Linked DNA regions of Mus musculus: region 2 is linked to region 1. The links are chromatin loops, found by intact Hi-C in ENCODE. Cell type or tissue: gastrocnemius. All regions are shown on one strand. Each heading gives the region's core, and the rest is flanking DNA. Links, peaks and the distances in the headings are about the cores only.

The links. Hi-C counts contacts between places; a loop is a spot of excess contacts. Peaks named below come from ENCODE experiments on the same cell type or tissue, not always from the same donor. Only the 100,000 strongest peaks of a DNase experiment are listed, where the experiment ranks them.
Region 2: it touches region 1 in a loop (4-fold over the local background); 6 of 42 quality-filtered maps call a loop at or near these places.

What each region holds. Positions count from the first base shown.
Region 1 is chr6:120,535,622-120,544,016 of GRCm38, forward strand. No RefSeq gene overlaps it. Among named protein-coding and RNA genes, the nearest start is that of Hdhd5, 8.5 kb to the left of the region's middle. In gastrocnemius, for the core only: CTCF peaks have their summits at 891 (motif pointing right), 3,600 (motif pointing right) and 6,628 (motif pointing left); DNase peaks (open chromatin) are centred at 3,679 and 4,409; H3K4me3 peaks cover 804 bases; H3K27ac peaks cover 3,176 bases.
Region 2 is chr6:120,819,623-120,828,001 of GRCm38, forward strand. It overlaps Atp6v1e1 (ATPase, H+ transporting, lysosomal V1 subunit E1), which reads right to left and starts at 3,076. Exons shown (of 9, transcript NM_007510.3): 1 at 2,966-3,076. The coding sequence starts at 2,998. It overlaps Gm38889 (a long non-coding RNA gene), which reads right to left. Exons shown (of 3, transcript XR_869411.3): 2 at 7,434-7,602; 3 at 4,186-4,294. In gastrocnemius, for the core only: a CTCF peak has its summit at 3,836 (motif pointing left); DNase peaks (open chromatin) are centred at 712, 3,155 and 3,772; H3K4me3 peaks cover 3,277 bases; H3K27ac peaks cover 2,353 bases.

The sequences.
Region 1 (8,395 bases), core at 344-8,343:
GGGGAAGGGGAGCTCCGGCGTGTCCCAGCAGTGATTGTCCTTAGCTTGGCAGAGGCAGGCAGAAAGCACACAGAGGCCGTTTACAGGAGAATTAAGCTGCGGCTCTGTAGGTGAGTGTCTTCTCCATGGCTCCCAGTGGTGGATCTTGATGAAAGAGACAGTTCCTGATTCTAAACTGTTTATTGACTGTTAATGGCAGAAAATGGATGCATACCTATACCCTATACCATACCCACTTCTCGGGGTGGACCTGAGATTAAACACCTTCTGTAGATGAAATACGTTCTGGAGAATGTCTGGGAAGTAAAGCTTATTGGCTAAGCTAAGCCCTCCAGGCCTCTAGGTAACTCATTAGCACGGAGAACTCTGATCTAGGACTACATTACCACAGGTCTCGTTTCCTTATGTGAGGAGTATGACATAAGGTTCCAGGCCAGGAATCTGACAGGAGTGGGGAATAGCCTAAGTCTCGGGTGTGTGCCCACTGAGTCTCAACCTGTTCTATCTTACCAAGCTTCCTGGTGGGGTATTACTGTCCAACAAACAAAAATAAATCTTACAAAATAAATCCCAAGTGGTAATAAAGTTTGCCTAAACCTTATGGCAGACAAAACTTTTGTAGTCTAACGGTATGTAGGTAGCTAGTCTTAACTTGTTGAATTGTATCATGTATGTATTTAAATTCTCTTTTAACATGGTTTTTAAAAGATTTATTTATTTTATTTTATGTATATGAGTACATTGTAGCTGTAGATGGTTGTGAGCCACCATGTGGCTTCTGGGACTTGAACTCAGGACCGTCAGAAGAGCAGTCAATGTTCCTTTGGTGATTTTTGTTTTTTGTTTTTGTTTTTAATTGAATGTATGAGAGTTCTGCTGCATATACACCAGCCTGCCTGAAGAGGGCATCAGTTTCCCCTATAGGTGGTTGTGAGCCACCATGTGGTTGCTGGGAATTGAACTCAGGACCGTCAGAAGAGCAGCCAGTGCTCTTAACTGCTGAGCCATCTCTCCAGCCTTTCTTTCAATATGTTAGTAGCTTTGTTTTTGTTTTTGTTTTTGTGTTTCAAGAAAGGGTTTTTCTGTATAGTCTTGTCTGTCCTGGAACTCACTGTAGACCAGGCTAGCCTCAAACTCAGAAATCCACCTGCTTCTGCCTCCCAAATGCTGGGATTAAAGGCATGTGCCACCACTTAGTAGTATTTTTTTTAAAGATTTATTTAGTTATTATATGTAAGTACGCTGTAGCTGTCTTCAGACACCCCAGAAGAGGGCATCAGATCTCATTACGGATGGTTGTGAGCCACCATGTGGTTGCTGGGATTTGAACTTAGGACCTTCAGAAGAGCAGTCAGTGCTCTTAACCGCTGAGCCATCTCTCCAGCCCAGTAGTATTTTTTTTTTTATCATGCTTAAGTTTATTGTGTTTGTAGGAGTGGGAAGCTGGGATTGTGTTTGGATGTGAGTTCATGTCTGAGGACATCAGAGAACTTGCAGGCTGTCTCCTTTCTTCTGACTCAGCAGCAAGGACCCTTACCTGTTGAGTTGTTTCTGGAGCTCCTAGGCTGACTCTTTTTACCCTGGGTTTGGTGGTGCATGCCGATAGATCTCTGAGTTCAAGGCCAGCCTGGTCTGCATAGTGAATTCCAGGACAGTCAGCATTGTTTCAACCCCGTGCCTCTTCCCCTGAAAGTCATCTCCAATGGTGGGCAGCATTCACAGTGACTTCATCAAAATCGAGAGTCGACAGAGACCATGCTGTAAATATAGATTCTGGATTAGGAACCTTAGACCAAGATGAATTACTACAAACGAGGAAAGACTTTAAAAAGGATTCACTGTTGCCTGGCTAGACATGGCTGCCAGGATTGTATAGTGTCACACTGTCAGAGAGAGAGAGAGAGAGAGAGAGAGAGAGAGAGAGAGAGAGAGAGAGAGAGAGAGAGAGAGAGAGAGAATATACTATTTCCTGTGTCCAGAAGTGGGGAAAGGATGGGAAACTTTTAAAGAAAATGATATATTACAAAAATGGACTTAAGACTAGACAACTATAAACTGAGCGTGGTGGCGCACGCCTTTAATCCCAGCACTTGGGAGGTAGAGGCAGGCAGATTTCTGAGTTCGAGGCCAGCATGGACTACAAAATGAGCTCCAGGACAGCCAGGGCTATACAGAGAAACCCTGTCTTGAAAACCGCACTCCCCCCCCCAAAAAAAAGACTAGACAACTATACAGAGCTACCCTAAACTTAGAAATGGGACAGAGCCCAAACAGAATTATTGAAAGCTAATGCATGTGGGGTCTGAAATAGCTATGAAACAGAAGCCAGCCGGCCATGGTGGCACATGTCTTTAATCCCAGCACTTGGGAGGCAGAGTCAGGCAGATTTCTGAGTTTGAGGCCAGCCTGGTCTACAGAGTGAGTTCCAGGACAGCCAGGGCTACACAGAGAAACCCTGTCTTGAAAAACCTAGAGAGAGAGAGAGAGAGAGAGAGAGAGAGAGAGAGAGAGAGAGAGACTGTCTCCAACAAAAACAAAAATACATCTCCGGAGATGGATGGGGGTTGCACTGAATCCATGGTGGTTTTTAGAAGACCCTCACGGTATTAATTCTTCCAATCCAGAGGTATGACAGGTCTTTCCATCCTCTGACTTCTTCAACTTCTCTCTCTCTCTCTCTTTAATTTTTATTTTACATACATTGGAGTTTTGCATGCATGCATGTCTGTGCGAGGGTGTCAGAAGTTCAGGAACTGGAATTATAGACAGCTGTGAGCTGCCACGTAGGTGCTGGGAATTGAACTTGGATCCTCGGGAAGAAGAGCCAGTACTTTTAACCTTTGAGCCATCTCTCAAGCCCTCTCAGTTTCTCTCATTTTAAAGTTTCCATCATAGAAGACATTCAGTTCCTTAGGTTTACTCAAAGGTGTATTAAAGTTTTAGACAGTTTCAAAGTTTTTTTAAAAAAGAGGTATATATATAATATACAATAATATTATATATATGAGTACACTGCAGCTGTCTTCAGACACACCCAAAGAGGGCGTCGGATCCTGTTACAGATGGTTGTAAGCCACCATGTGGTTGCTGGGAATTGAATTCAGGATCTCTGGAAGAGCAGCCAGTGATGTTAACCGCTGAGCCATTTCTCCACCCCTCCCCTGTTTTAAAGTTTTGCATCTATCTATCTATCCGTCATTTGTGTGTGTGTGTGGGGGGGGGGTGTGTAAAAGGGCACATGCCTGTGGCAGTGTATGTGTATAGGCCAGAGAACAGCTTGCCTGAATTGGTTCTGGTCGTCCACTATCTTGGTTTGGAGGAATGAATTCAGATCTTCAGGCTTAGTTTACAAGAGCAAGAGGGATTGATTTTCCTGGTTTCTTCCTCGCCATGTTTGTTATTGATATACAGGAAGCCTAAAGACATGTATACATGAATTTTATGTCCTGCTATTTTGTTAGGAGTGTTTATCTTCATCAGTTCTCAGACAGTTCTGGTGGAGTCTTTAAGGTCTCATGTATAGAATCCTATCATCTGAAAATAAGGATACTTTGCTTTCTCTTATTGGCAGCAGTCCTGTGGTTCTGCTCTCGACCACAAGAGGGCAGCAACAGCCCGCAGCCCGCCAGCTACAGGTGACCTGAGCAGCTTGCCTCAGCCAGGGTCCCTCCTGCGGTGCTCAGATCTCACTAGTCGCCATTTGCTGTCCACATGCTGCCGTCTCGGGCCATTTCCGCAGAGGGCCACAGCTGTCTGCAAGCCGGGGTCGGTGGGAGGGGGCTGGGCTGCGGGAGGTTACTGGGGCTGAACTCTGCAGGGGACCCTGGACAAAGGGAAGACTCTTGCGCAGAGGGCCTGGGCTTCAAGGGCCTTTCCTCCTTGGTGAGGGAGGGAACAGGAAATCGAGGATGCTTCCGGGGTTGGACATGGCCAAAGGAGAGCCAGAGGTCAGAGTAAGGGTCAGCTGTCCCTGGAGAAAAATAGCCGCTCCTATCAGAACTGAGGCATTTTGGCTTCACAAGCAAGGGAGGCGTGTGTGGCCTTGCCCTAGGGCAGAAAGGGCACCAGCAATGTAAGCAAGAGAGTGATCTTGCCCTCCTCCAACTGTCCCCCTCCCCTTTATGTAGAAACTAGTCTGGGAGAACCCCAGAAGAGCACCTCAACCCAGAAGAAAAACAGCAATAAAACCCAGCTTCAGCAAGCCTTCTGACACCCACTGTGCAGCCGCGGGAGCCATCAAAACACAAAGAGGTTAGCTAGCCTGGAGGATCTTTCTCTCCTCTGACAGCTCCAGCTCTGAGATCTGGAAATGCTCCCAGGACCTCTTTCCTGCTTAACTCTCAGGGAAGTCAACTGAACAAGGACAGGGACAGGCCACTCCCTAAAGAGGTCTCCAGACAATGACACATATAGGTCATTTGGAAGGCTGGCTGAGGACTCTGCTCAGGCTGGAGGAGGAAGCGATTGGGCAAGATAGAAAGCGGGCCAGCGTTGGGCTAGCCTGGCCTCGGCGAGCCAGTGTTTCTGAAAGCAAAGCAACCTCATTGCCCTTTCACCCTATTCCCAACGCCCCAGAACCGTTCAGCTGCCAAACGTCTTATTTACACCCTTCCCACACAGAGGAAGGACAGAGGAGGGCAGGGTATTTTTAGGATGGCTACTATTTTAAGCAAGCAATACCTGTAAAAATACTATTTATGGGCTGGGATGTGGCTCAGCGGTGCAGCACCGGTCTCGGAGGTGGGAAGTCCCGCATTCAAAACCTGGGAAATGGAATTTGTACTGAATGGTTTTATGTCAACTTGACACAAGCTAAAATCATTTGAGAGGAGGGATTAAGAAAATGCCTCTTTATCCATCCAGCTGTCGAGGATTTTTCTTTCTCTCCTTTCTTCTTTCCTTTTCTTTTCTTTTCTCTTCTCTTCTCTTCTCTTCTCTTCTCTTCTCTTCTCTTCTCTTCTTTTCTTTTCTTTTCTTTTCTGGGTTGTGTGTATGTGTGTCTCAAAACAGGGTTTCTTCATGTACTCCTGGCTGTCCTGGAAATCACGCTATAGTTTGAGAATGGCCTCAAAATCAGAGATTGGCCTGCCTCTTGTGTGCATACCACCACCACCACCACCACCTGGCTATAGGGCATTTTCTTAGTTAGTGATTGATGGGGGAAGGTCCAGCCTAATGTTGCCATCCCTGGTGGTCCTGGATTCTATAAGAAACAGGCTGAGCAAGCCATGGGGAACAAGCCAGTAAGCAGCATCCCTCCATGACCTCTGCATCAGCTCCTGCCTCCGAGTTCCTACTGTTTGACTTCCTCCAATGATGGACAACACTGTGGAAACCAAGTAAGGCCTCTCCTCCCCAGCTTGCTTGTGGTTATGGTGTTTCAGCCCAGCAATGGTAACACTAAGACATAATTCATTTGGAATCTAAACCGTGTTACTGGGCACATGAGCCAATAAACCCGCCACCTCAGTGTCTCTCCATTCCAAAGAAGGTTCAGACAAATCAGCAAAGAAAAAGAATCTTATTCAGAATTTGGATAAAAGCTGGGGGGTGGGAGGGGCTATAATTTCCTCTCATATAACCCACGAATCAAAGACTAGAACAAAAAGTAAAGTTAACTGACACAGGTTAACTGATTTCTTTCCTGGAACAGAAGTGACCTGAGCCCCGAATAAATCGATGAAGTGACAGCCCCAAGGCTTGTCTAAGGGAAGGTCTTTATTGTAGGTATGAGGGCAGCTATAGCCAGAGGCATCTGGAAGAGCCCAGAGGAGAGAGAGAGCAGAAGGCTGAACATGGCCCCCAGACTGCACTTGGACCTGGGGGAGGGTGAGAAAGCAAGAGAAAGTGGTGACCAAGAGGAACACACAGGGGAACAGTGGGGTTGACAGGGACAGAGAAGCTGGGGGTGGGGAAGAGAGCAGAGCAGAGCCAGGATGCCAGCCAGCATGGCCTCTGTAATGAGTACTTGAGAGGCTAAGGGAGCCTCGAGGTCAGAGTGCACACTGGTGTGCTAGTAACTTCACAGCCATTTGTCCTGACTTTCTTGACATGTTTGGCTTTCATTGTCTCTGTTCTCTGTTTCAGACACAGGGCGTTTTGTAGTATTTGTTTGTTTTTGTCTTGTTTTTGCTTGTTTGTGTGTTTGTTTTTGAAACAGGGTCTCACTGTGTAATCCTGGCCAGCCTGGAACTCATTATTATTGTAGACCAGGTTAGCCTCAGACTCACAGAGAGCTGCCTGTCTTCTCCTCACAAGAACGGAGATTAAGTCATGTAGTTGTTTTTTTGTTTTTTGTTTGTTTGTTTGTTTGTTTTTGTTTTTGTTTTTCTCTAAAGACAAGGTATCATTTATCCTACTCTGGCCTTGAACTCAATATACAGCCTCATAAAACCTTGAATTTATGATCCATCCTCCTGTCTCCACCCCCTAGCTTTGGGATTACAGTCAGGTAACACTTTACCTGGTTTACACATGTTTTTCATTTCAGTTTAGGCCAGGGAAATGGATGAGGTTGAAAGCTTCCCCATTTGGGTAGCTGAAGTGATGGCTCAGTGCTGAAGAGCCCTTCCAGCTCTTCAAGAGAACCTGGATTCACTTTCCAGAACTATAGGCTGTGGCCTATAGTTCTGGCTAACAGGTCCAGCGCCCTCTTCTGGCTCCTATGAATACTGCACTGATGTGTACAAACCAACACATAGTCTCACACACTAAAAATAAAATAAAATCTTGGAGTGGTTTGTGTGTGTGTGTGTGTGTGTGTGTGTGTGTGTGTGTGTGTGTGTGTTGAGATATAGTCTCACTGTGTAGACCTGGCTGTCCTGGAACTCACTATGTAGATCAGGCTGGCCTCTAACTACCTATATCCTCCCACCCCTGCCTCCAGAGTGCTGGGACTAAAGACATGCACAACCACATTTGACTAAATAAAACTTTAACAACAACAACAACAACAACAACAAAATTCCCATATTTGGAAGAGAAGAGGGGCATTTTGAAATGTAAGCTCCCAACCCATTCTGCACCTGACTGAGTTCTTAGTTCCTAGGAGGCAGAAACTTTCCGTATTCCGCATGCTGGTTTAGTGACTAACGTCACAGCTGATGGAAGGGTTACTCTGATTGCTAGTAATGACACAAGGGTCTCCTCTCCTCCCATAGCTTCTGCATGAACTTGTGATTGCAAGTGGTTGAGGCAGGTGACAAACTCTTGTGATCTTGCACTTTATAAGTTAAACGGGGGTGGGGGTGGTGGGGAGGTATAGTAGTGTACACCTTTCTTGCCAGCACTCAGTAGGCAGAGGCAGGTAGATCTCTCAGTGAGTTCAAGGCCAGCTAGGTCCAACATAGTGAGTTCTAAGACAGTACTATACAGAGAGACCTGGTATCAAAAAAAAAAAAAAATTAAACAGGTACGGATGTATAAGGGTAAAAGGGATGACAGGTGTGGTGGACCATAATCCTAGTACTTAGGAGAGAGAGGCAGGAAAGTTTCATATTCAAGGCCAACTTACAATGCATAATGAGATCTGTGTGGAACAGAGCAAGCCCTGAAAGAGTGGCGTCCCGACTGGATGCGTTTTGTTGGAATGGGTGTGAACATGCCAAGGAATCTAATGTCTCAGCCCCACTAGAAATTGCCAAAGCCTTAAGACCCAGAGGGATGGCAACGCCTTCCCCAGGAGTACCAGAGTTACAAAACCCAGTGACTGCAGCTTCCTGCTCCCATAGAGAACTGCTACCAAGACTAGGTAAAATAGTAAAGGCTGGCTTTCTATATTGTGAAAACTTTGGAGTTTTGGTCTCTTCAAAAAAAAGTCACAGACATATTTTAAGAATGTGTTTTCATTTTAATCCCAGGTGTGGACTATGGGGCTGCCTCAGACTGTCCACAGCAGCTGACTGTGATTTGCCTCATGCTCTAGCAGGGGTGAGATTTTGCCAGTGGCAGATAGGTTCTGCGATTGTGTGGCATTTGAAATTCTGGGGATTTTTTCAGAGGGTATATAAGTGCTAGGGCCCCTGAGAGGCACTGTGGGTTGGTGGTTGTTTGTTTGTTTGTTTGGTTGGTTGGTTGGTTGTTGGGGTGAGTTGTTGAATGGTGGTTGGTTGCTGTTGGTTGAGGTTTGTTAAGCAGTCGTGCACAAAAAGGAAACAAGAAGAAATTAGACATCCTGATGATGAAGAGATCAAACCACCCCCAAGGAACTCGACGCCCCTAGTCAGCAGGAAGACGTCTAAGGATAACATCACCCCTTTTCCTCTCTATCCTTCTTTCTCTCCTGTGTTAGAGGGGTTGAAAGGGTAGAAAAGGGGTGAATAATAGAAGCAAAAAGCATCCCACAAAGTAGCAAATGCCAGCTACAGTTCTGGGGTAGAGGTAGAAGATGCCATTC
Region 2 (8,379 bases), core at 1-8,000, 280 kb after region 1:
GGGACAAGAAAAACAGACCTTTAAAATGCTTTTTCTCCTCTCTGCTATCCCACTAATAAAGTTTTCTGGAGTCTGGTCCCTTAGAAAATCTGATATAATAAATGACCATACTCTGTAGATTAAGAATAAAAAACAAAAAGCAAATGTTGAGTGAAGGGAAGGGAGTTTATGGCTCAGAGCTTGCCCACCAAGTGGAGGACCTGAGCCCAGCCCCACTGTCCTGAACCAGACAGACATTAAGTTGGGGGGTCCGGGGACATTACAAATGACAGGGAAAAGGGGAATCTGGGATTTCTTAAGCACCTACTATATGCTTGGCACTTGGACTATATTCTAAGAATATACTAAAAAAACCACACTGTCCTTGGCTCTGTGGTGTTACTCACTGGCAGACCACCTGTCCACTTGTTCACCAAGACCTGTCAAAGCCCTACCACCACAGGACAAAATATGACCCTCAAACAACAGCCAAAAGGCCTCTATTCTCACAGGAGGGGGTACAGGCTGTAAACAAGATTCCATCATTACTTTCATTTTATATATATATACATACACACACACACACATATACATACACACACACATAAGAAAAGAATTTTCTAGAACCTGATAAACACACTCCCCTGTTCCTGCACTATAGTTCTCCTGTGGAGGACTTGGCCTCCCACATTCTAACAAAGAGAAGGGAACTGGGGATTGGGGGAGGGGAGGACCTGGGTTGTGACTGCTAAGCTAAGAGCATGTGAGGGCACTGCTTGTTTCCAGTGCACCAAGTTTTTCCTAGGCTAAAACCCCGGGCAGTGATTAATGCTCCTAAGCCCCGGGTTCTGTGAAAATGTTGTAGTTTCCTAACCCTCACCATGGACGTTACCCCGACTTCCCTTCCGTAATTACCACATCTCCCTTCTTCTCCACCCACTCGCACAAGGAAGAAGAACCACCCTATTATTCTTAATGCATATTTGGTTAAAAATAAAAAGGAAAAATATTTTTGCCAAAAAGATGGAACATCGAAGACAAAAAACCACTGTTCAATTTAGGAAGATTCACAAGTGTGCTTTAGTCAGAGGATTTTCCTAGTTCTCAGAGAGGAAACAATAGACTTAGTTCTCTAGACATTAAACTGAAGCTTTTAATTTCCTTTTCTGAAAACTCACACGCAGTGTGGGTGAGGAGCTGTAGTCCTAGCACTTGGGAGGCTGAGGCAGGAGACTAAGTGTGCTTGCTACACATTACCAGGCTAGCCAGCACTACAGAGCAAGAGTGTACTTCAAAATACCAAGGGATAAAACACGTCAAAAGGAAGGAAGGAAGGAAGGAAGGAAGGAAGGAAGGAAGGAAGGAAGGAAGGAAAGAAAGAAAGAAAGAAAGAAAGAAAGAAAGAAAGAAAGAAAGAAAAGAGACAATAAAGCCCACTGGCAATGACTACTAAATGCAGCCCAGGAGACCTGCTATCTGTCAACAGCACAAGCACTTTCCCCTGTGGCACTGTCAGCACCTTGTGTCTCCCTTATCCCCAGGCTGGGCTTTATGTCCCTTCAGTTTGATTGAATTTAGAGCCTAAAGTCAGGTTCTGAAGCGCTGCTGGCCTGAAATCATGACTCAGACTACTTCTGAACCATCTAGGACTACACACAACTACAATTATAATAGTCCTAATATTTAAAAACTTCAATGTACATTTAATATTTTAAATAAATTTCCCCAAAAATGATTATATGCACTTAAAAAATACAACCTTATGCAGGTTATGTACAAAACACTGGGCATCTCGGCACTCAAGAGAAATGGCGTAAGGAGCAAGAGAGCACTGGGTCGTAGTGGTGTTTGTAATCCCAGCACTCGGGAGGCAGAGGAAGGAGGATCTCGTTGAGTCAGAAGCCAGCCTACTCTACAGAACAAGTTCTAGAGTTACATAGAGAAACACTGTCTTGGAAAAACAAAACCAAACAAACAAAAGGGGGGGGGGGGCTCAGTGGTTACCATTAAGAGCACTGGCTGACCTTCCAAAGGGCCCAGGGTTCAATTCCAGGCATCCACATGGCAGCTCACATTTAATTGTAACTCTTGCTCCAGAGGATCTGACACCCTCAACTCAGACATACAAGCAAGTCAAATCACCAATGTATATTAGAGATCGAGAAAGAAATAGAAAGAGAGAGAAAATCAAGAGGCCAAGCCCATTCTCAGTTAAAACGATTGTACACCAGCCTGGGCTTCAGGAGACCCTGACCTGAACTCATGATTTAAGTACTATTTTCCATAAACTCTAACTCATTTCTGTGGCTTGTGAGTGCAATCAGAAGAGGCTTTCTCGGGTTGGAGAGATGGCTCAGCGGTTAAGAGCACTGACTGCTCTTCCAGAGGTCCTGAGTTCAATTCCTCTTCTGGTGTGTGTCTGAAGACAGTGTACTCATATAAATAAAAATAAATAAGTAAATAAATAAGTAAAATAAAAAGGCTTTCTCATTCGACAAATATTAATGTGCACCTTAGGTTCATGATTACGTCTGGAGATGAATAACCCCGATTTAAATAACGAAGATCCTCAAAACGAAACGCAAGCTGCTCTTTCCCCTCAGTCTCTTTCCTGTACTATAGTGAAATAGCGCTTCAGGGAAAACAAAAACAAAATACTTTTAACCTCTGCACAAAACTCTTCCGGATTAAGCGTGGAAACGCCAGAAAAAGGGGGGCTGGCGAGATGGGAGGCAGTCAGCTGCGGGCTCTGTGACAGGCAAGTGGAAGCAGGAGACCAGCAGTCACGTGAGATGCGGTGCAAGGCCCTCTCACTCCCCTGGGTCTGCGAACCATCCCGGCACACACTACCCGCGCCCGAGTGTCGGCGGTCCGCCAGGCTCGCCCGATGAACGCAGGCCACCCGAAGACCCTGCTCTGCAAAGCAAACGTCAACACTGTCCTCCGGACGGCACTGCGGCTGCGCTACACCCAACCTGGCCCTCACCTGCTTCTGTACATCTGCATCGCTGAGCGCCATGGCGAAGGCAAAGTCCGGCCAGGGGACAGCTTCGAATCTGGGTTCAAAGTGGCGGCGGAGCAAACCTGAGACGAAAACCCTGGGAGGTCCAGCTTCCTTTACTTTATAAACCCCGCTTCCGGTTCCGGCTTGGTGACCAAGGGGCCGTAGCCTTCTCAACCAATAGATCGAGAACTGTGCCCGCGGAAGTTCTGCCTTGGCTCCGCCCTTTCCCAGGCGCATGCGCAGAGCGACTCTTTTTTTTTTTTTTTTTTTAAACTGACTCGTGACTGCTTGGCAAGGACAAAATACTTCAGAGACTTGAGAGAGCTTTAGGGATTCCCTCCCTCCTTCCCTCCCTCCCTCCTTTTCTCTTCCTTCCTTCCTTCCTTCCTTCCTTCCTTCCTTCCTTCCTTCCTTCCTTTGTTTCTTTTCTTCCTTCCTTTTTTTTTTTTTCTCTTTTTCGAGACAGGATTTCTCTGTGTAGATGTGGCCGTCTTGAAACTGACTTCATAGACCAGCTGCCTTGAACTCACAGACATCCTCCTGCCTCTGCCTCCCGAGTGCTGGGATTAAAGATGTGCTCCACCACCACCCGACTAGGGATTTTTGTATCAGACTTTAATCAGAATTATTTATACTTCTTCAGCGGTTGTTTTAGTAAAACAGTTGAGTTGTTTGTTTGTTTACAAACAAAAGGTTTGAACTCCTGAGTTTCCTGCCTCCATCTGCTAAGTGTTAAGATTATGGACAAGGGACCGGAGAGATGGCTCAGTGGTTAAGAGCACTGCCTGTAACCACAAAGTAGCTCACATCCCTCCTTAATGGTATCCCACGCATGCCCTCTCCTGGTCTGTCTGAAGACAACGACAGTGTATTCACATAAAATAAATAAATAAACCTTAAAAAAAAAAAGATTACAGACACGTACCAGGTTAAGACCCCGGTAAACAGTTTACATAATTTACTCAGCACTCAAAACCAAAAATAAAATGTAATAAAATAAAATAAATAAATAAAAGCATTGCGTGGGAGGCATGCCTTTAATCCCAGCCCTTAGGAGGTAGAGACAGGTGGATCTCTTTGTTAGAGGCCAGAGTCTACAGGGTGAGTAAACCAGGCTTGGTTAACAGTGAGTTCCAGGATAGCCAGGGCTACATAGAGAAACTTTGTCTCAAATAAACACATAAAGATCTACTCACTGCTTGTGACATAGCTCAGTTGACAGAATGCTTGCATAACACATGCAAAGTGTTGGTCTATCCATGAGCTGGTGTGCGGCGAGGCATTCTTGCAATCCCCACATTCAGATGGCCCCTGGAAAATCATAAGTTCCACATCAAGCCTGGAAATTTGAGTCCTGCCTGGACTAGAGATTAAATAATAGTTTTTATTTAAACCCAAGCCATAGGGCTAAAAACAGGGCTCAGGGATTAAGAGCACCCTCGTCGAGAGGGCTCAAGTTTAATCTTCAGCACCCCTATGGCAGCTTACAACTGTTACTCCAGTTCAGGGAGATCCAATGGCTTCCATGGGCACCAGGCATACAGGCAAGCATCCATATACATTTTAAAAGAACAAAAACAAAACCCCTAACAGATTTAGCATTAATATAAATAAGCCCTTCAATATTTATTATTAAATAAGAATTGTGTGAAGGGCTGGAGAGATGGCTTAGTGGTTAAGAGCACTGACTGCCCTTCCAAAGTTCCTGAGTTCGAATCCCAGCAACCACATGGTGGCTCACAACCATCTGTAATGAGATCTGATGCCCTCTTCTGGTGTGTCTGAAGACAGCTACAGTGTACTTACATATAATAATAAAATAAATCTTTAAAAAAAAAAAGAGTTGTGTGAAAACATAGCATTTGGACTGGGTATGTATACAGGGCCTAACAGACCACTCCAATGTGCAGTTTGAGTTCAGGGTTTAAACTTTTCCATCCCTAACTCTTTTTAAAGAATGACAGGTTTGCCGGGTGGTGGTGGCGCACTTGGGAGGCAGAGGCAGGTAGATTTCTGAGTTCGAGGCCAGCCTGGTCTACAGAGTGAGTTCCAGGACAGCCAGGACTATACAGAGAAAACCTGTCTCAAAAACAAACAAACAAACAAACAAAAAAGAATGTCAGTTTTATATTACCTATAGTGTTACATGGATATAAATTAGACTTACAAGTCAAATATTGATAATAAATCATAAATAGTTATTGTCTTAGTCAGGGTTTCTCTTCCTGCACAAACATCATGACCAAGAAGCAAGTTGGGGAGGAAAGAGTTTATTCAGCTTACATTTACACACTGATGTTTGTCACCAAAGGAGGTCAGAACTGGAACTCAAGCGGGTCAGGAAGCAGGAGCTGATACAGAGGCCATGGAGGGATGTTCCTTACTGGCTTGCTTGAGTTCCAGTCCTAACTTCCTTTGGTGATGAACAGCAATGTGGAAATGTAAGCTGAGTAAACCCTTTGCTCCCCAACTTGCTTCTTGGTCATGATGTTTGTGCAGGAATAGAAACCCTGACTAAGACAAATTGGTACCAGCATAGTGGGATAATCCTGTGACAACCTGACCATGTTTTGGGGAGGACTGTGGAAGGACTTTGGAACTTTGGGCCGGAAGATCCATTCGATGTTAAGAGCTCTGTTGAATGTTGTGTAGGAGCTTGGAAGATACTGCAGAAGATGGAGGCCTGAGCTTGGAAGATAGTGCAGAAGATGGAGGCCTGGTTTGTGAAATTTCAGAGGGAAGATTAAGACTCTTATCAGGGCCATTGCTATTTTGATTGTGAAGATTCTGTGGTTCTGGTTAGCTAAGGCTGAAGAATCAGCTGTGATTAACAAGATACCAGAACTACTAAAGCAAAAACTTTGCATTACCAGGACTGTTGATGCTGGAGCTAAGAAATTAGCAGTGATTAAAAAGAGACCAGTATCACTGAGGTGAAATCTTCTGGAAGTGTTTTCTGAGAACACAGAGGCTGTGTTCCATAGGTAGCCAAGGTTGTACCTTGTGCTGTGGCTGGATTTGGTAATGTTACCCAGGTGGTACTGGTTTTGAAGGTATGAAGGTATCATGAAGAGCAGCTGAAGTTTGGCACTGTGAGAGTCATGGAAGGCCATTGGTGAAGGTGCAGCTCAGTTGTAAATGATGGCCCAGGACTGAAGGGGTCATACAAAGGAGTTGAGGCTTGGCACCATGAAGAGAGCCTATGAGAGGCTATTGTTGAAGCCAAGTTACAGTGGAAGACAGCAGCATTTTGGAGATGCCAGTACCAAGAACAGCAGCAGCAGTGGAGTACACACAATTGGAGCTTAGACAACACGGTGTGTGCTACAAAGGACAGGGCTGGAGAAATGACCCAAGCCCTTGGAGGAGCCCAGAAGATTGTGAGTTGGATCCCAGACATTGGATGGTTGGAGTTTGATTTTGCTTTTGATTGTGACTGTACCCTGATATTTTTCCCTCTTGAAGGAAGTATTTTAGTGGAGCCCACAGTTAAGAGACTTTTAATTGTATATAGACTTGATTTTTAAAAGAGATTAGATATTTTAAAGAGATTGAAATTTTAAGAATTTGCAAAGACTGTGGGACTTTTAAAGTTATTTAGATATGGGGATGAAAAAGAAAGGAAGGGTTGAGGCTTACTAGTGATGTGTTTGTGTGTCAAGCTGACAAGGGGTCAATTGTACTGGCTAGTTTTGTGTCAATTTGACACAGACTGGAGTTATCACAGAGAAAGGAGCTTCAGTTGAGGAAATGACTCCATGAGATCCAGCTGTAAGGCATTTTCTCAATTAGTGGTCAAGGGGAAAGGACCCCTTGTGGGTGGGACCATCTCTGGGCTGGTAGTCTTGGGTTCTATAAGAGAGCAGGCTGAGCAAGCCAGTAAAGAACATCCCTCCATGGTCTCTGCATCAGATCCTGCTTCCTGACCTCTTTGAGTTCCAGTCCTGACTTCCTTTGGTGATGAACATCAGTGTGGAAGTGTAAGCTGAATAAACCCTTTCCTCCCCAACTTGCTTCTTGGTCATGATGTTTGTGCAGGAATAGAAACCCTGACTAAGACAGTTATGTAATATTACCATCTATTAAAGTTGGAAGCAAATTTCAATAATATTGACATGGGCATGCTTTGTTAGTTTTATGTAAAGAATTAAATCATGGCTGAATATTTGATACCTAAAAATATGGTATCTAAAATGTTTTTCAGAGTTAGTCCATGTTGTGGGCTTCATGCTGGCAATGCTGAGAACAACCACTTAAAATAAATAGGTAGTCTGAAGGAGCAGAAGTGCTCGGCTCACTGCAGAAATTCTTGGAAATTCTGTCATAATCCCAGGACCAGGTTCATTTTATGAAACTCAAATCAACAACTCAATGGCAATTTAAAAAAAATCTAATACAATGATGTTCTAAATATACTTTAAAAATTATTTTATGTGTATGTCTGTGTCACCTGCATGTATGTTGGTGTCCACCAAGAATTGGAGTTTAATGTCCTGGGACTGGTGTTCCAGATGGTTATGAGCCGAAATCTGGGTGCTGGGAACTGACAGGTCCTCGAGAAGAAGAAGAAGGCTCTTAACAACTGCAGCCTCCAGATGTACTACTATGATAATCCAATCCTTAGTAGAGAATAACAGGAGAAAGATTTTAACAGGTTTTTGTCTTCCATAAGGAAATGATTATACTTCTGTGAAGGAAAACTATGTGTATAGTCAGGACATTGCAGTTATATGATTATATATATCATTATATGCAAGCCTTGAATGGGAGCTGAGGTGTCTCGGGCAGTGTCCCAGGTTTTGCACAGTAGGAAGACATCACAAGGTGAAATGCCCTTATTACGAGTTCAGAACCAAGGCTGCATTGAGGTCACATACAAAGCAACACAGAAAAACTCTACCAGAAAAACTTCAGGTTCCTTCCTGTTTGACTTGAGTTGTGGTCATTGTATATTCAAAGCACTTGTGCTATTGCCAAAAATGTTTGTGGTCCATACTTTTAGTTATGAGACTCCCATACAGAGTCACTATGGACTTTTTAAGAAACTTGCTGTGTATGTGAATGTGTGTATGTGCATGTGTGGTGTGTGTGCAAGTGTGTTTGTGTGTGTATATGCACATGTGCTTGTGCGTGCCTGTGTATGAGTATATTCACCAATGTGTGTGTGCACACATCTGTGTGTGAGTGTGCGAGAACACTCGAGTGAGTGTGTGAGTGTGTGTATGTACATGCTTGCTGGAGAGATGGCTCCAAGGTTAAGAGAACTTGTTGTTCTTCCAGAGGCACCAGGTTCAGTTCCCAGCACACACATCAGGCGGCTTGCCACTGCCTGTAACTCAGCTCCAGGGGATCCAATACCCTCTGGCATCTCTAGCTCACTACACGCAGGCTACACA